2 separate regions of the Homo sapiens genome follow, and region 1 is linked to region 2. A link is an interaction called in ENCODE POLR2A ChIA-PET data of the cell type or tissue named here. Cell type or tissue: Caco-2. All regions are shown on one strand. Links, peaks and the distances in the headings refer to the core of each region. The heading gives the core; the rest is flanking DNA.

Region 1 (5,969 bases), core at 743-4,742, 59 kb after region 2:
GCAGTGATGAGGGCGTGAGCATGAGTAGGCATGCAGGAGAGGCGAGGTCAGACAGACAACGAGGGCGAGGACTTCAGCTTTTATTCCAGGTGAGCCCAGGGCTGAGGGAGGGCTCCGGACAGGGCAGGGACATGACCTGACTTGGGTGTTCACAGGTTCCTTCTGGCTGTAGAGTGGAGAACGGACTGCAGAAGGTGAGGACGGAAGCACAGAGAGGGGGCGACGGTAATGGTCCAGGCAGGAGACATGGTGACAGCGGAGGGGACAAGGCGCAGTCAAATTCTGGACATAATAGCAGAGCAAGAGGGTTTGCAGATGGATTGGCCAAGGAGTGTAAGGGAACAGCAGAGCCAAGAGCCCTCCAGCATTTGAGAAGGCCGGGTGGGCCAGGCAGATGGTGTCAAGATGGGTGGACCGGGCAGATGGTGTCAGGCTGTGCGGGCTGGGCGGATGGTGTCAGGATGTGTGGTGCACACAAGCCCTCACACATGCTCCTTCCTCTCATCCACTGCCCTCTTCAGTGAAGCCCATTTCCCTCTAATGCATTCTGCTGGTCCCAAAGCTACTGATCACCTTATTAAGAGAAGAGATGACCCCAATCCAGGGCACAGCAGGGAGGGCTGCCCAGAGCCTCAGAGAAGGAGAAATACTGAAGTGGCAGCTATGGGCAAGAACTCCACACCTCCCTCTCAGAGCAACACCTTTTATATTGGGTTGGTGCAAAAATCATTGCACCTTTTGCCATTAAAAGTAATGGCAAAAACTGGCCGGGCACAGTGGCTCACACCTCTAATCCCAGCACTTTGGGAAGCCAAGGTGGGAGAATCACTTGAGGTCAGGAGTTCGAGACCAGCCTAGTCAACATGGTGAAATCCTGTCTCTACTAAGAATACAAAAATTGGCCAGGTGCCGTGGCTCAGCCCTGTAATTTGGGAGGCCAAGGCGGGAGGATCACGAGGTCGGGAGTTTGAGACTAGTCTGGCCAACATAGTGAAACCCTGTCTCTATGAAAAATACAAAAAATTAGCCGGGGTGGTGGCAGGTGCCTGTAATCCCAGCTACTCGGAAGGCTGAGGCAGGAAAATCACTTGACCCTGGGTGGTGGAGGGTTGCAGTGAGCCGAGATTGCACCACTGCACTCCATCCTAGGTGACAGAGCAAGACTCCACCTCAAAAAACAAACAAACAAACAAACAAAAAAATTAGCCAGGCATGGTGGCATGCACCTGTAAATCCCAGCTACTCAGGAAGCTGAGGCAGGATAATCATTTGAGCCCTGGAGGTGGAGGTGGCAGTGAGCTGATATTGTGCCACTGTACTCCAGTTCGGGCGACAGAGACTCTGTCTCAAAAAAAAAAAGTAATGGCAAAAACTGCAATTACTTTTGCACTTAATGGCAAAAAATCTAATTACTTTTACACTAACCTAAATCTCATTTCAGAATCTGTCCCTACCCCAAAGTCTAAGCAGCTTCCAAGTTTATATTTGACTTTGAGTACTCAATAATCTTGGGGTTGGCTTTGCTGTACAGTGTGAGGTAGGGATCTGATTTCATCTCCTTCCACCTGTGGATGACCTTTTTACTTTTGATCCCTACCTCTATTTATTATGAGTCCCTTGTTTCCCCACAAATCTGACCATTGGCCATATCGACCTCATACCATGTCTTAATGTGCCTGGTTCTCCTTCTGGACTCTCTGTTCTATTCCATTAGTAGGATATCAATTTCTACTAATTCCCTAACCTCAGAGATAAAATAGATTCTGTTGGACAGGTAATCAATACATTGACACTGAGCAGACAGTGGCAGGTGAGTGGGGAAGTGAAGTGTCTCCAGGCAGGACACAAGATCTTCGAGGCAGAGACAGTAACATTCCTTTGCTTGTCAATACGTTCCTGTTTGAATTTCTGATTGTGTTGACTTATATATTATGAGATCAACTTTTAACTAAATTAATCCTCACAAAAGATACAGAGGGCATATAACAGCGCTCACAAATAAATGAAAAGATTAACAATAATATTAATAACATACAGGCCAGGCACAGTGGCTCATGCCTGTAATCCGAGCCTTTGGGAGGCCAAGGCAGGTGGATCACTTGAGGTCAGGAGCTTGAGACCAGCCTGGCCAACATGGAGAATCCCCATTTCTACTAAAAATACAAAAATTAGGCCGGGTGCAGTGGCTCACGCCTGTAATCCCAGCACTTTGGGATGCCGAGGCAGGCAGATCACAAGGTCAGGAGATTGAGACCATCATAGCTAACATGGTGAAACCCCGTCTGTACTAAAAATACAAAAAATTAGCCAGGTGTGGTGGTGGGTGCCTGTAGTCCCAGCTACTTGTGAGGCTGAGGCAGGAGAATGGCGTGAGCCCAGGAGGCGGAGCTTGCAGTGAGCCAAGATCGTGCCACTGCACTCCAGCCTGGGAAACAAAGTGAGACTCCGCCTCAAAAAAAAAAAAAAAAATAGCCCAGCGTGGTGGTGCACGCCTGTAGTCCCAGCTACTCAGGGGGCTGAGGGAGGAGAGCCCAGGGCTCACTTGAACTCAGGAGGCAGAGGCTGCAGTGAGCCAAGATCAGCCTACTACACTCCAGCCTGGGTGGCAGAGCAAGACTCTGTCTCAAAAAAAAAAAAACAAACAAAAAAAAAAAACTCCTGACCTCAGGTGATCCACCACCTCAGCCTCCCAAAGTGCTGGGATTACAGGCATGAGTCACCACTCCCAGCCATGCCCTTCCTTTTCTCGAGTGTCACCAGGGCCGTCTGTAGTCACAAGCCCTCCCCCAGTCCCTCTCCTGCTTGCTTTACTGCAGGTGCCGATCGCTATCTGACAGGCCATAAATGGGACTTATCTTAGCTCCTGCCTGGCTCCCCCAAGAGTGGTGAGCTCCAGGTTTCTTTTTGTTCGCTTTGTGTAAATATTGACTGACTGGGACTCCTGAAGGAGGATGATTCTCAGTGGCCACAGGTGACGCTGTCAGGCGCCTGACCTAGGCCTGACCGGGACACATCCACAGGCCGACCAGAAACCCCAGGGATTGGTCAGCTGGAGGCGGGAGAGGAGGTGAAAGGGCACGGGGTGGGTTACAGCTCAGGCAGCCACTGCGGGCTCAGAGACGCCCAATCTATAGGGATGGGCAGTTCAACTGGGCATCGGCACAGAAGGCAAGGAGGGAACGAGCAGTTCAGAGAGACAGAGAGAGGGACGGGGAGACGGTAACAGGAAAACAGGGAGACGGAGAGAAGGCAGACGCTCCACAAAGACTGATGCACCCTCCCCCTATCCCGCACACCGACCCAGGAGCAAGTTAATCCAGTAGGTCTACACCAGTAGTTCCCGCCCAGGAAATGCCAGGAGCACTCCCACCCCCAATAAACAACCCCAAATGCCAGGGCAAATATGCCAAACGGCCCCCCACTCCCCCCGCGAACTACGGTCTCCATATCTAGACACTCAAGCCCAACAGGACACCCCCCATCGTGGACAGGATCCCCGTGCAGTGTGGTCAAGGACATAGCAGGGTCTTCACTAACGATGCGGACATCTTGGTCACAGGCACCATGGAAAAGCACATTTCTCAAGTCCACAGAGCAAGGGTTAAAGACTAAAACCAGCAACAGAGGCAGGCGATCATGGCTTCCAATCCTCACCCGGGAAGGAGGATTCTACAAGAACATGCAACGTGGGCCACACACACGTGCCAAGGAGAGAGAGGAGCCCACAGATCATTTTTCCTGTTACCTAACAGGACCTACTGTCTATGGAATCCCAACTTTATGCATAGCGGGGCAGAGGTGGACCGCAAAACACATTCTAGAATGTTCATAGCACCCCTAAACTGAAACAACCCAGATCCTATCAACAGGACAATGGATGAATCATCAAAATGATAGAGAAATCAGAGCCCTCATGCATTGCTGGGCGATATACAAGGGTGCCGCTGCCGTGGAAGAGTCTGGCTGGTCTCAGTAGGTTAACACACAGTTACCCTGTGACCCACCAATTCCACTCCCATGTAGAAACCAGGAGAAATGGAAACAAGTGTCCACACAAAAGCCTGCACACAAACATTCATACGGCATCATTCAGAACAGTGCAAACTGGAAAAAAAAAACCTCCAATGTCCACCAACTGAACGGATAAACAAAATGTGGCCTATCCATACAATGGAGTATTACTGAGCCATGAAAAGGGATGAGACACTGACACACACGGAGGGACCTTGACAACATCACGCTGAGTGAAAGAAGCCAGGCACAAAAGGCCACGTCGTGTAAGAGTCTGTTTCCACGAAATGTCCAAAATAGGCAAATTCACAGAGCCAGAAAGTAGACTTGTGGTTGCTGGAGGCTGGGAGGGGGAGAAGGAGTGGGGATGATGGCTAAGGGATGCAGAGTTTCTTTTTGAGGTGAGGAAAATGTTCTATAATAGATTATGGTGATGGTTATAACTCTGCAAACACACTATAAACTGTGGTGAACGATTTACATGGGTGAACTGTATGGTATGTGAATTATATCTCAATAAAGCTGTTAAAAAAAAGGAATAACTGTGTGTGAGAGTGTTACTTTATAATTGCTGGATGAAATGAGCATATTTTACACTTTTCTGTAGGAATCCTTGACTTACTTCACCTCGCTGTGTCTCAATTTCCATTTCTGATAGTAACAGTCTCACCTTCAAGGGACTGTCAGGAGGATTAAACGAATTAATACGGGTGAAGTGCGTGACCTGAGCTCCCAGGATGTGCTCGGGAAGTACTCTCAGGAATAGCTGTTATTCTCAAATCCCCGGGCTAAGGCTCAAAAAGTAAAACACATGGGAGAAATGTTCTTAAGCATGGTGTTTCAGCCGTGTGTGTGTGCGCGCACACGTGTGTCTGTGTGCATGTGTGTCGGGCTGAGCTGATCCCTTGGACTTGATTAAAAGCCTCCACTCCAAACTCACGAGGGGCTGGCGATTTCTGGAGATTTTTGCAGGCGCTCTGGAGACATAGGGAAGTTTCCAGCAGGGACCCATCTCTGCTCCCCTGAGGACCCTGGTGTCCACACTGTGAGGCAGAAATCCCAGGTCTGGGGACACAAGCCCTCAGTGGGCAGAGCATTCCGCATGCTGGACGTACCCCTCCTCCACCCCCTGCCAGATCCCAAAATGCACCTCCCTGGCTGACGCCCCCCTGCCCTGAGTTTTCTTTTTTCTTTCTACGTTTTTCTTTTTTTGGAGACAGGGTCTCACTCTGTCAACCAGGCTACAGTGCAGTGGCACAATCATGGCTCACTGCAGCCTCAACTTCCTGGGCTCAAGAGATCCTCCTGCTTTGGCCTCCAGTATAGCTGGGCCTACAGGCGCATGCCACCACGCCTGGCTAACTTTTTTAATTTTTTGTAGAGGCGGGGTCTCACTCTGTTGCTCAGGCTGGTCTTGAACTCCTGGCCTCAAGCAATCTGCCTGCCTCAGCCTCCCAAAGTGCTGGGATTACAGGCGTGAGCCACTGCACCTGGAATCTCAGTCTTCAGCTCTCAAAATATGTCTCTCCTGTCAACTGTGCAAACTGAATGCCTGAGGGCAAGAGGAAGAGCCAATCAGAAGGAAGATCAGAAGGAAATATGCCCAAACATTAACATACTTGCTCTACCCCAGGAGTGACAGGATTACAAGCTACTTTTGTGTTATCTGCGTTTTTGGAACTTTGTATATTCCAGTTTCTTTTTTGCTCCCTCCCCTTTCCTCTTTTGCTCCTTCTAATGATCCTCTATGACCTTTTCATGTTAAGAGACCATTTTTCTTTAACCTTTTCTTGAAATTATATGACCCCAATATTATGAATGCAGCGGGTTGTCCAGCTGAACGCACCACCTGCCAGAACAAGGACAAGATGATGACCAGCCCTTTGGAAAGGAACCAGAATGTCCCTTTCAAAGGCAGAACCTCAGGGTGGTTAAGAACACAGGCTCTGGAAATTCCA
Region 2 (5,681 bases), core at 1,682-5,681:
TGTATGCTTTAAATGGGTGAATTGCATGGCTTCTGAATTATATCTCAATAAAACTGATATTATATATTATATTATTATAATTATAACATTTTATTTATTTTTTCTATTTTTTTTGGAGGTAGACTCTTGCTCTGTCACCCAGGCTGGAGTGCAGTGGCGCGATCTTGGCTCACTGCAACCTCTGCCTCCCGGGCTCAAGCGATTCTCGTGCCTCAGCCTCTCGAGTAGCTGGGATTACAGGCATGCACCAGCAGGCCCAGCCAATAACATGTTACTATAATATTACTATTATATATATAATATATAAAAGGTCTGGAGCTTAATGATAACTTACGTTAATGTTGTTACTGCTAGGAGACAGGCCCTGTTCCAAAAGCATCACCTAAATCATCTCCCTTCCCCCAGGAGGGCAAGTCCTGTTATTATTGTTATTATTATTATTATTGCTATGTCTCAGATGGGAAAGTTGAAATACAAGGAAGTAAAGTCTCAGAGCTGGGTGCAGTGGCTCATGCCTGTAATCCCAGCACTTTGGGAGGCTGGGGCAGGGGATTGCTTGAGGCTAGGAGTTCAAGACCAGCCTGGGCAACATAGTGAGACCCCATCTCTGCAAGATAAAAAAAATCTAAAAATTAGCCGAGTGTGGTGGTGCACACCTGTGGTCCCAGCTACTCGGGAGGCTGAGGTGGGAGGATTACTGGAGCCTAGGAGGCCGAGGCTGCAGTGAGCTGTGATCGCGCCACTGCATTCCAGCCTGGGTGAAAGAAGAAGACCCTGTCTCAAAAAAAAAGAAAGTAGAGTTTGGCCTGCCAAGGTGTGGAAGAACTCGGAGTTGAGCCAGAGTTGTCTGATGGGAGAGTCTTGTTTCACTTCTACCCCAGGGCTTCTCAACCTGTTGCAAAACATTCTGGAGGATCGGCTGGGCGCGGTGGCTCACACCCGTAATCTCAGCACTTTGGGAGGCCGAGGCGGGCGGATCACAAGATCAGGAGATTGAGACCATCCTGGCTAACACGGTGAAACCCTGTCTCTACTAAAAATACAAAAAAATTAGCCGGGCGTGGTGGTGGGCGCCTATAGTCCCAGCTACTCTGGGGGCTGAGGCAGGAGAATGGCGTGAACCCGGCAGGCGGAGCTTGCAGTGAGCCGAGATCGCACCACTGCACTCCAGCCTGGGCGACAGAGTGAGACTCCGTCTCAAAAAAAAAAAAAAAAAAAAAAATTCCGGAGGATCTGTGAACTTAGATGTGGGGGGAAAAAGACAGCTGGAGTTTTCACTAAAATTCAGAGTTTCTGTCAACCACAAATGTTAGCAGCAAAGCACAGCGTCATCAGCAGGACCTGGGTCCCCGCCACCCAGAGGAATCACTGATGCGTTCATCGGTTTGCAGTTGTGGATTTTTTTTTCTTTTTTCTTTTTTTTTTTTGGAAACAGAGTCTCACACTCTTTCCCAGGCTGGAGTGCAGTGGTGCGATCTCAGCTCCCTGCAACCTCTGCCTCCCAGGTTAAAGCGATTCTCATGCCTCAGCCTCCCCAGTAGCTGGGACCACAGGTGCCTACCAACAAGCCTGGCTAATTTTTTGTATTTTTTAGTAGAGACGGGGTTTCACCATGTTGCCCAGGCTGGTCTTGAACTCCTGAGCTCAGGCAATTCACCCGCCTTGGCCTCCCAAAGTGCTAGGATTACAGGCATGAGCCACCGCACCCAGCCCAGTTGTGGATATTTTCAGCGATTGTATACACTCATCGCTCACTGGCCCCACAGCCAGCTCTCTCTAATGAATGCATTGAGGCAGGTTGGCTCACAGCCCAGTCTGCCATGTACTACATCTTTGGGGCCTCAGTTTCCTCACCTGCAAGCTGGGCCTATTAGTTCCCACGCTGGGGCTGCTGTGAGGACCAGATATGCTAACCCATGCGGTTCCCTGTTTAGTAAAGGTTGGTCACTGCTGTTCTGTTCTTCCGCTCGCCTGCAGGCAGTCAGCCTTGCAGAACTGAGTCCCGGAGCCCGTGGAAATTGTGGACGAGTCCTTGTGAGTAATCAGGAGGGGTCTTTCAGGAGAGTCTCTCCGAGAGTTTTGTGATCCAAGGATGTTAAGAAACAGCCATTTAGGCTGGGCGAAGTGGCTCACACTTGTAATCCCAGCACTTTGGGAGGCCGAGGAGGGTGGATCGCTTGAGCCCAGGAGTTTAAGACCAGCCTGGGCAATATGGTGAAACCCTGTCTCTACCAAAAGTACAAAAAAATTAGCCAGGCGTGGTGGCGCATGCCTGTAATTCCAGCTACTTGGGAGGCTGAGGCAGGAGAATGGCTTGAACTCAGGAGGCGGATGTTGCAGTGAGCCAAGATTGTGCCACTGCACTCCAGCCTGGGCGACAGAGTGAGACTCCATCTCAAAAAAAATTATCTATTTATTTATTATTTATCTATTTTTTGAGACGGAGTCTCACTCTGTCACCTAGGCTGGAGTGCAGTGGTGGGATCTCAGCTCACTGCAAGCTCCGCCTCCCGGGTTCACACCATTCTCCTGCCTCAGCCTCCTGAGTAGCTGGGACTACAGGCACCAGTCACCACGCCCGGCTAATTTTTTTGTATTTTTAGTAGAGACGGGGTTTCACTGTGTTAGCTAGGATGGTCTCGATCTCCTGACCTCATGATCCGCCTGCCTCGGCCTCCCAAAGTGCTGGGATTACAGGCATGAGCCACCCCGCCCAGCCAAAATTTTTTTTTTTTTTAAGAAACAGCTGTTTTCCTATAGTGCTTTATTTCACACGTGGAGGGAGTAGTTCTAGAGCTAGGAAAGGGGATGGTCCATCCCTCTGAGACCCCAGATATCAATTTCCCACCCACATACAACCCCAGGGGGCCCATTGCCATGGCTCATGCCTGTAATCCCACCACTTTGGGAGGCTGATGCGGGAGGACTGCTATAGGCCAGTGAGACCCCTGTCTCTACAAAAAATAAAAATAAAACAATAAAAATTAGCCAAGTGAGGTGGTATGCACCTACTCAGAAGGCTGTGCCAGGAGGATCCTTTGAGCCCAGGAGTTCGAGGCTTTAGTGAGCTGTGATTGCACCACTGCACTCCAGCCTGGGTGACCCAGTGAGACCTTCTCTCTCTCTGTCTGTCTGTCTGCCTCTCTCTCTCTCTAAGACAAGGTCTGGCTGTATCGCCCAGGCTGAAGTGCAAGCAGTGGTGCAATCTCAGCTCACTGCAACCTCCATCTCCTGGGCTCAAGCAATCCTCTCATCTCAGCCTCCCCAGTAGCTGGGATCACAGACGCACACCACCACACCCAGCTAATTTTTTTTTTTTTTTTGTAAAGACCGGATTTCGACATTTTGGCCAGGCTAGTCTCGAACTTCTGACCTTAGGTGATCCACCTGCCTCTGCCTCCCAAAGTGCTGGCATTACAGGAGCAAGCCACTGTGCTGGGCCGAGACCCTGTGTCCTAAAAACAACCAAAAAATAAACAAACAAAACACTTCCAGGGGCCTGCAGAGAAACAGGGTGCATCACCCCGGTCCAGCCGCCACAACCACCCACCTGGACTCACAGCAGTTGCCTCCTCGCTGCGCTTGGTTTCCACCCTTACCCCTCGTCTATTCCCGCAAACAGCCACCAGAGGGTGCTGGGGAACCTAAGTTCGCTCAGGGCCCTCCTGAAGCTCCCGTCTCAGTGTAACAGCGAAATCATCCCCATGGAGGACACGGTCCCGCACGATGAGGTGCCCTTTGTTCCCCCTCGGACCTCACCTCCAGACCTCTCCCCATCACTTATGGGCTGCAGCCGCATTGGCTTTTTCGCTGTTCCTCGACACTCCAGGCAGGCTCCTGCCACAGGGCCTTTGCACTGGCGGTTCCCTCTGCCTTGGATGCTCTTCCCTGAGAGCTCTCCTGTGGCTTCCTCCCTCTTTTCCTGCATGTCTCTGCTCAAATATCACCTCCTCAAAGAATCTTTCCCTTCCCACCTGATCCCGAGGGCCCTGATGTGCAGTTGGGCAGGTTGTTCACTGCACAAGGCACTCACTGAATGGGTGAGAGGGGACTGGAGCCCAGCTCATGCTCTGCTCTTCAAATTCTGGGCCCAGGAGAGAGGGGTGCCCTTTTCTAGTTCACACAAAGGCATACTAGGGCCTGACAGCTGTCTTGCCCACTTGCGGAGTCCTAATTAGGGAGAGTCAGGCTGCTGAGAATGCAGGAAAGCAAAAAGATAAAGCAGCTAAGTTACAGGTCTGCCTTTCTTTACTGTCCAGGACATAGCCCTCCTATACAAATAACTCAATCTTCCTGCGCCCAAGTATCACCAGACACCTGCAAGTGAGCTCACTGTAACCCTGGCATTATCAGTACTGCACAAAGCCCTCTTCAGCACACAACATGAACTCTCCTATATGCCGGGCATGGTGGCTCACGCCTGTAATCCCAGCACTTTGGGAGGCAGAGGCAGACGGATCACTTGAGGTCAGGAGTTCGAGACCAGCCTGGCCAACATGGTGAAACCCCATCTCGACTAAAAATACAAAAATTAGCTGGGCATGGTGATGGGTGCCTGTAATCCCAGCTACTCAGGAGGCTGAGGCAGGAGAATTGCTTGAACCCGAGATGCGGAGGTTGCAGTGAGCTGAAATCATGCCACTGCACTCCAGCCTGGGTGACAGAGCGAGACTCTATCTAAAAAGCAAATGAAAAAACCAACTCCATCCTATACAACCCCCAGCAAGCCTTTGTTTCCTTGCAGTCAGCTTCTCCCTGGCTGTGTTGCCCATTGCAACTTTGCAATATATTTTCCTACTTTATTTCATAAATCTGCCTTTTTTTTTTTTTTGATGGAGTCTCACTCTGTTGCCCAGGCTGGAGTGCAGTGGTGCAGTCTTGGCTCACTGTAACCTCTGCCTCCTGGGCTGAAGTGATCCTCCCAGTTCCCAAGTAGCTGAGACTACAGGTGTGCATCACCACGCCCTGCTAATTTTGTATTTTTATTTATTTATTACCTTTTTTCGATGGAGTTTCACTCTTGTTACCCAGGCTGGAGTGCAATGACGCGATCTCAACTCACTGCAACCTCTGCCTCCTGGGTTCAAGTGATTCTCTTGCCTCAGCCTCCTGAGTAGCTGGGATTACAGGTGCCTGCCGCCACACCTGGCTAATTTTTGTATTTTTTAGTAGAGGCAGGGTTTTGCCAAGTTGGCCAGGCTGGTCTCAAGCTCCTGACCTCAGGTCATTTACCCACCTCAGCCTCCCGAAGTGCTGGGATTACAGGCGTGAGCCACTGCACCTAGCCAATTTTTGTATTTTTAGTAGAGATGGGGTTTCACTGTTAGTCAGGCTGGTCTTGAACTCCTGACCTCAAGTGATCCGCCCACCTCCCAAAGAGTTGGGATTACAGGCGTGAGCCCATAAATCTGCTTTTTTTTTTTTTTTTTTAACCTACCACTGTCTTGGTAAATTCTTTTACCCCCACACCACCAGCCCAGATAATTGTCACTCACTTGTGACACCCACCTCCTTACCCTGCATTACGGATTGAGTTGTTCTGTCCTCTCAAAATATAGGCTGATGTCCTAACCCTAGTGCCTGTGAATGTAATTTTATTTGGAATCAGGGTCTGTGATCTGAAGAAAGCTAGAAGGGCTGGGCGCGGTGGTTCACGCCTGTAATACCAGCACTTTGGGAGG

What was found. Peaks named below come from ENCODE experiments on the same cell type or tissue, not always from the same donor. Only the 100,000 strongest peaks of a DNase experiment are listed, where the experiment ranks them.
Region 1: POLR2A ChIA-PET joins it to region 2 with 5 read pairs; 6 of 35 experiments call an interaction of 5 or more read pairs at or near these places.

The regions. Positions count from the first base shown.
Region 1 is chr19:47,645,353-47,651,321 of GRCh38, reverse strand. The region is part of intron 1 of BICRA (BRD4 interacting chromatin remodeling complex associated protein); the gene reads right to left. Among named protein-coding and RNA genes, the nearest start is that of BICRA, 39 kb to the right of the region's middle. RefSeq lists enhancers at 15-721, 5,045-5,625. In Caco-2, for the core only: no CTCF peak of the experiment used is centred there; a DNase peak (open chromatin) is centred at 2,891; H3K4me3 peaks cover 681 bases.
Region 2 is chr19:47,705,427-47,711,107 of GRCh38, reverse strand. No RefSeq gene overlaps it. Among named protein-coding and RNA genes, the nearest start is that of EHD2, 5.2 kb to the left of the region's middle. In Caco-2, for the core only: a CTCF peak has its summit at 3,615 (motif pointing right); a DNase peak (open chromatin) is centred at 3,627.